Regions from separate parts of the Mus musculus genome. Here region 1 is linked to region 2. A link is a contact called in ENCODE Hi-C or POLR2A ChIA-PET data. All regions are on one chromosome and are shown on one strand. The core of a region is the stretch at or near the end of the contact, and the rest is flanking DNA. Distances in the headings are between cores, read along the strand shown.

Region 1 (3,782 bases), core at 628-3,127, 38 kb after region 2:
TCTCTCTCTCTCTCTCTCTCTCTCTCTCTCTCTCTCTCTCTCTCTCTCTCTCTCTCTCTGTCCTTTGTTCCCAGAATGGTTCCACTCCCTTGCCTTGGTTACCCCCGGCTCTCTCTCTAACCACCTTTCCTTTCTCTGAATGTCTGCTGAGTCACTTCCTGCCTAGGGCGCAGAGCTCAGTAAATATTTTTGAATGTATTAATTTGGCCCTTCTCCACAAAGGTAACTTACCCGTGTGTCATTCATCCGCCCAGTTCTGACTGCTGGAGTTCCCTGTTCGGAAGCCCTGTCTTGGGCCTGCCTTGCTCTCCTCCCCCTGCCTCCCACCATTTGGGGAAGTCCAAGGTGCTGTGGTGAGGGATGGGGTTGAAGAGAGTTTAAGGAAGCAGCAGAGACCTGTGCAGATGTGAGTTAAGGATGATTGAGTTCCAGCTGTGACCTGACCTGCCTTAGGGAACCTAGAACAGGTGGAGAACTAGGCACTACTGGCCCAGAAATAGGAACTCAGAACTCCAAGCACTGTCTGGGCTTCTGTCTCATCATCAGCTACTCACTCGGCCCTCTCATCTCAGATGCTGGTAGCTTCGACCTGTCATGTGTAGCAGTCCAATGTCTGATCGTTACTCCTGTATGGTTTTTCTATGCATCTATTGAACAGAACACAGGGGCCTGAACTGAGCCAACAATAATGACTTCCATCTCCTGTTAATCCCGGGGAAGCTTGGCACTCTGTCACTTCTAGTAGCCAATGTGGGGGCCAACTGTGTACCTTTCTCTTTGTGTCTAGCTTGTTTCTAGACCTCAGTAAGCACTCAGTGTGGGTTGATCAGTGAGGCCATGTGTCTTATTTAAGGGAGTGAGTAGCTTTACCTTTTCCAAGGTGTTGACCTGCAGGCCATTGGAGATTGTACAGAAGGGAGCCAGGGGACCTGGAGGAAGGAAGGGGGCCAGGGCTGAGCTGTGTGTAACAGGCCCTGCTTTTCAAAGAGCCTGGCCTGCTGGGTTTGTTGTGGCAATGTTCAAAGGCAGGAAAGTAGATAAGATCAGACTTCAGACTGCTCACCCCCATACCTCCTCCGCCTCTAACAGCCCAGAGTGTCACCCAGGGCAGGCAGGCAGGCAGGCAGGCAGGCAGGGCCGGCGTGGGTATTTTTCAACTTTTGTAAACGCTACACTAGCACAGTGAGTGGCACTTCCTTGTCCTCGGAGAGGCTGGGGAATGAATGAGTTCAGGCTTTCCTGTTCTCATGGGAGTGGGTAGGTGCCAGTGTGTACACCGAGTGGCAGCTCCCTTGGGGAGATGAGGCATGCTAGCCAGAATGCCTCATCATAGAAGAAGCTAGACTTCTACAAAGAAAGGATCCTGTTGGGCGAGGTGGGGCATACTTATAATTCCAGCACTTGAGAAGCTGAGGCAGGAGGATTATGGATTTCAGGTCAGAGTGAGACCCCTGTCTCAAACAAGACCAAAAGCAAGTCAAGCATGGTGGCTCATGACTGTAAAGCCAGCACTTGAGAGGCTGAGGCAGGAGGATTGCTTTGAGGTAAATAGTGTCGAAAACCAACTGATGGGTCAAACAAACCAAGGCTTGTCTTTTGATTCATCTTCAGTGGTTCAAGCCGTGCTCTGTGCCATCCTTGCTTGGGTCCCAGTTCAGAACATCTGACCCTGTTACCCTCTGTTTCGGGGGCTCGGGAGGGGGCACACGTCTGCATATTCTATAAGCATCCATATGCACTGTGGGCAGTACCCTCCTGCCAGCCCATTTCCCATAATCCCGTCTGTCATGGCAGGTGGCAGAGAACAGATGACTTTGGCAAGGGATTTGGCACACGTGGCCAGGTTTATACTGGATCACTATAGTCCCACTATCTGGTTATCTTGTTTCCTCGATGGTCATTGTCACACCAGAAATCACTTCCTGTGTGGGCTTCACCCACCCTCTTCCCTTCTCACAGACCAGACGAACGTGTAACCCACAGCATGTGTGAACGAATCCTTCAGGGCTGGGGTTTGCTGAGCGCCTCTGGAACCTCCCGGTCTGTGTCTTGGGACCCAGCATTTCTCACACATGAAACACCGACCCTTGCTTTCTAGGGGCAGGAAGGACAGACCGTGGCCTACGTGTGAAGCAAACTGTGAAGCAAACTTCACAGAGCGTTTGATCTTGCTTCTTGGTGGCACTGCTCCAGGGCTTCAATGTCACCCACCTGATCTGGAGCCATTGTCTCTCAGGGGCCTTTGCCAACTTGGCTCTGCCAAGAAAGAGCCCTGGCCTAGATTTTTGCCTTCCTTTTGCTGTGTGACTTTTGAGTAAGACACCTGATTTCTCGGAGTCAGATTATTCCTTAGAAAACAGGTTGAGCAAGGTCCTCTCTGCCACAGTTGTCCTCTGCATTGAGAGAGACACCTTTGTCCGGTGGAGGGGACTTCAGGTGGAAGGGTATAGAGGCAATGCCGTGGCGTCCCTGCAGGGCTACTGGGGAGATCCCTCACGTTGCAAGTCTGGGATGCTGAGAAGTGACTGGGATAGGGGGTAAGAGAATTTCTTTGGGAGCCAATGGTATCGCTGCCTTCATTACACCCTAGAACTTTCTCTAGTAGCTCATTCCTTTCCTTCAGGTCTTGCCAAAGCTTGTTGCTGCAGACCTGAGGGATGTTTTACCTTCTGTCTGCCCCTTGGGAGCAGTCACTATGTACAGGCACAAACCATGCGTGTAGGATGCTTATCCTTAGAGCAACCCTGCACCCAGGTTTCTTGGGTTCTGTCCCTCTCCAGTGGGTGAGCCTGTCTCTTTCTGGCTTCCTTCCCCTGGCATCAAACCTTTATCAGTCCCCATCTTAGTCTTTTGCAAGGTGACACTTCATCTCATTACCTAATTCGCACTACGGTGTTAATGGTGCTAATGACGCTAATGACATAGTGTTTATTACCCCAGGGGATGCATAATGATGGTATCAGAATGGATCACTCCCCCACCAGGGTTTAAAACCCTTCAGGAGTTTCTAGCCTCCTTAGCTGAGTTTCCTCCACCTCAGCTATGGTTCTGTAAGCCTTAGTCACCTCCTTGCTTTTACCCAGCACCCTGTGCAGTGCCTGTTGTGTTTACCATGTGGATTTAAGAGGCACAGGTTGCGGTGACTCACTTCGAGGCAGGCTCTCTCCGGGTAACCAGATGCCCGATGAGTAACAAAGAGTGGGAATAGGTAGGCACAGTGGCTCTGTGAGCCGGGAGAGAGGCATGGAAGCTGGGCAGAGGGTGCTGGACTTTTAGACTTCAGAGTCCAGAGGCATCCCCAGCCCACCAACCTATTCACACAGTCTATGTATTCTGTCCTTTTGCTGAAGATGAGGTACGGGACAACTGGTTTCCCAAGTGCCAGAGGAAGGGACATGGTGTCACCGCACACTTGATTTTCATGCAGACCTCAGGTCATTTGCAGATGGTGTTGGGCGGAGCAGCCATGGGCCTCGGTGTCCACCAATGGTGAGCCACTTCTGAGCACTGCCAAGGTCATGTCAGTGCCCCATCCACTCAACTGCCTTAAGTCTGTCCTTTGTACATGAAGAGGTTTTTCTATACCTCCTCACAACCCATGACTTTGTCTGCAGAAAACCCTTTTTTTTTTCCTCTGTGTAGCATATGCAGGGGCTGTGAGCTGTAGTGGAAGATGAGTGGGTGGTGTGGCTTCGTTTGGGTCTCAGAAGATGAATTATTAGGAAGTGAGGCCTCTTGACACCACACACTGACACTGAGAATGGAAAGCCAGCCTTCCTCAC
Region 2 (3,370 bases), core at 645-3,144:
CCTAGGAGGTGGCGAGGAAAGGGCCTGAGACCATTCCTGGAGATAATGGTGCACCTGTGAGAAAAGCTCTTGTTTTGCACATTGTGTCCTAGCTTTACAGTTCTAGGGCCAGTAGCAAGAACCAAAACCAAACAAAAACCTGGGTTTAAATCCTGGCTCTGACCCTTGGTGCTGTGCCTCTCAGGCTTTTAACGGCAGTGATTGGTATCTGTTTGAACACAGCAGTGAAGACTGCCCACCTTTAATGCCAAGTAAGGCACAGGCAGGCAGATCTCTGTTCGAGGCCAGCTTTGCTCTGGTCTATAGAGCGAGTTTTAGGACAGTCAGAGCTACACAGAGAAACCCTGTCTTGAAACAAAACAAAAAGGACCTCCTTCCTTATAGTCTCTAGCAGCAAGTGGAAGGGAGGCTGCAGCCACCATCTAACTGGTTTGCAGGAACCGGCTTGCTGAGGTCTACTGAGCCTCAGGGGTCTTCCTTTCAGGACTTACCAGGGAGGTGGAAGGAGGGAAACCACAACCCCTGACAAGCTGCCGCTGGCGGTTGGTGGTGGGGCAGCCTCGAGGACAGAGCAGGGGGCCCCTGAAGCTTCAGGGCTGACTCTGTGGGACGAGCCACACTTCATAGGGCTTCGTAAAGCGCACCGGATCTTGGTTTGCAAATAACTTGTTTCTCACCACGGGAGAGAAATAGGTGTGTGTGTGTTCGCGCGTGCGCAAAACCAAGCACACTCTAAGCATCTGGGCTAGCCTGATAGGGAGGCTGAAACAGGATAAAGGAGCAGAGGGTCTAATGTAACGCCCCAAATCCGTGGAGGGACCGTGGGCAACCAGCCCTGAATTCGTCTAGTCTGCAGTAAAGCCCCTAGGGCTACTCAAAGTCAGGTTCTCTTGGCTTCCCACCTAGGCTAACTTTGAATAAACTTCTCGAGTCCTCTCCGGCTTGCTCTTTGTGTGTGCGAGTTCATTGCTTTGTAAACAAAAGCTCTCTTACTTGTTTGGTGTCGAATTTCGGAACTTCAGTAACACCCTGAAATGTTAATTCTCTCCCCTCCTCCAAAGAAAAATCCTAAAGCACCCCCATTCATTCCTTCAGGAACGCAACAGATGTCTTTGAGGCCCGTTTTCTGCAAAAAGCTTGGTTCACTGGGCCCAAGGGACCCCTGGCTCCAGCTATTGTTCAAGTTGTCACTGAGGTCTCTTAACTCCTTTTAAGTCTCCCTCTCCCCTTTTCCAACTCCCTCCTCCGCAGTCTCAGGCAGTCGGCCGTTCTGATCTCACCCAGCAGGAAAACAAAAACAAAACAAAAAACCACCTAAAGCAGCTCTGGCCACTGAGCGAGATCAGCGTGCCCCAACTTCCTGGGCCCGGAGCTTTTCTGAACCCCTCACCGCGCCCGAGTCCTCTCCGGAGTGCAGCCAGCCCTTGACGGACAGTGCCTGTTCCCTGTGAGTCTAATCCTCTCTAGTTCCTGCAACGGTATCTGAGAGTCTGTGGGGCGGCGAGTCCCCAGGAGTCCGGTCCCTCGGCACTTGGCAGAGCTGGCGGCCGCCCTACCCGGTGGCCCACGTGGGCGCGCTTGGCGGCGCTGGGCGGGGAAGGCCGCGGGTCCTCCCCGGAGCAGGGCGCGGGGGAGGAGCGGGGAGCCCCGGCAGCGAGGGGGCGGCGACTGCGCTGGGAAGGAGGCTGCACGCGGAGCTGCGTGAAACGTAGACTTGGGAGCGGGCGGGAGAGGAGCGGGTAGCGCGGCTGCTCGGCCCTGGCTGGCCCTGCAAGGCGGCGATCGCAGAGGAGGAGGAGGAGGAGGAGCAGCGCTGCAGAGGCGGAGGGATCTGCGCACCAAAGCCATCCAGGCCAGCAAAGTTTGGCTGGGGGTTGGACTTTCCTTCCCGGAGGCGGCACCCAAACAGCTACCCCGTGCGGAAACCCAAACTTTCTACTGCCACTTGGAGTCTCGCGGCCGCCGCCTCCGCCCCGCGCGTCCGGGGCCTGCCCGTCAGTCCGTCGGTCCGCGTGGAGCAGCTCGGGCGCCGCCGTGCTCCCGATCCCCGCAGCTGCAGCGCCGCAGTCCTGGCCCGGACGCCCGGGCAAGTTCTCCAGAGTTAAAAGCGAAGTTCGGGCGAGGCGCGGGCCGAGCTGCCTCTGAGCGCCCCCGGCGTCCCCAGTGCGCCCAGCCCCGCCGGGGGCGCCGGTGACCCTTCGGTGCCAGCCATGTCGTCCATCCTGCCCTTCACCCCCCCGATCGTGAAGCGCCTGCTGGGTTGGAAGAAGGGCGAGCAGAACGGGCAGGAGGAGAAGTGGTGCGAGAAGGCGGTCAAGAGCTTGGTGAAGAAGCTCAAGAAGACGGGGCAGTTGGACGAGCTGGAGAAGGCCATCACCACGCAGAACGTGAACACCAAGTGCATTACCATCCCCAGGTGGGGTCCCAGAGCGGCTGGGGGCGCACTGGCCCAGCCCCCTAGCGCGGCCCGGGTGGAGAGGGAGGGCGTGTGCGCGTGTGTGCGCGCGCCTGTAGGGGACGGGGAGTGGGTGGAGGGACCCCAAACAAAACCTTCGGATTTGCCTAGCCTCAGAGACCTGGCTTCCGTGCAGCATTTTGGCTTCTAGACCTCAAGGGTCGCCAGCTGCTTCCGGGCAGCAGGGGTGTTTCTGAGCTTGGCCCCCCAACTCTCGGGGCTTCGGGCTCCAAGTGGAGGCCCCGCTTTGTTCGGCTCTGCCGGCCGAGCCCCTCCTCCTCCGCCGCCTCCCGCCCCGCGCTCGTGGAGGTGGTGGCGTGTGTCCCTTTCTTTTCTTCAGCTCTGTTCCCCCACTTCTTTTCCTCGTCTACAGGAATGCAGTCGGTACAGCTGTGGGTGAGGAGCGGGAGCCCGTTGATTGACAGATTCCTTCTTCGCTCTTTCTTTGCTTTGGGATTAGCATTTTTACTGAGTATTTTTAGATTTGGTTGTGCCAGCCTCCCGCCCCCTGTGCACGCATGCACGCACGCACTTAGTTGGAGAGCAGAGCACCGACTTTGAAGCGGGAGAAACAAGTGGCAGAAAGTAGGGGCTTTCCCTCTTTCCACCCCACCCCTGCTGATTTGCGATCTTTTTAATCCAGAGTATGCGGGTGCCTAGAATGGAGCAGGCAGCTCCAGGCAGATAACAAAACACCCCAGGGCTGGCCTCCCATCGGCCCTGCATTCCTGTAGAGCCTATTTTCCCAAAGCGCTTTGCCATCTGTCCTGACCTCCTTTATCCTTCCCATCGGGCTAGAGGAGTCCGGCGGGAGCTCACAGATGGCTGATGGAAGGGGTCAGTGACTTCACTCCCAAGGCCTTCTAGAGCATACCCGCGTCTGGGCAATGCGGTGAGAGCACTTTAGTCTTCTGG

What was found. Hi-C counts contacts between places; a loop is a spot of excess contacts on that map. ChIA-PET counts read pairs that join two places held with the same protein, here RNA polymerase II (POLR2A).
Region 1: a loop to region 2 is called in a map of heart, with 3 times the contacts of the local background. The contact joins the enhancer-like site here to the promoter of Smad3 in region 2. A Hi-C loop is called at or near these places in 10 of 37 maps with a recorded cell type or tissue (Patski, T-helper 17 cell, T-helper 2 cell and 5 more). POLR2A ChIA-PET finds 5 or more read pairs at or near these places in 4 of 5 experiments (Patski and embryonic stem cell).

The regions. Positions count from the first base shown.
Region 1 is chr9:63,718,280-63,722,061 of GRCm38, reverse strand. All of the region lies in intron 1 of Smad3 (SMAD family member 3), which reads left to right. Among named protein-coding and RNA genes, the nearest start is that of Gm51710, 11 kb to the left of the region's middle. Within about 2 kb of position 1,877, at least 1 of the 3 ENCODE cell types and tissues checked has a DNase peak (open chromatin) inside an H3K27ac peak, as active enhancers do; it is heart, where a contact is called at or near this core.
Region 2 is chr9:63,756,518-63,759,887 of GRCm38, reverse strand. It overlaps Smad3 (SMAD family member 3), which reads left to right and starts at 1,894. Exons shown (of 9, transcript NM_016769.4): 1 at 1,894-2,416. The coding sequence starts at 2,211.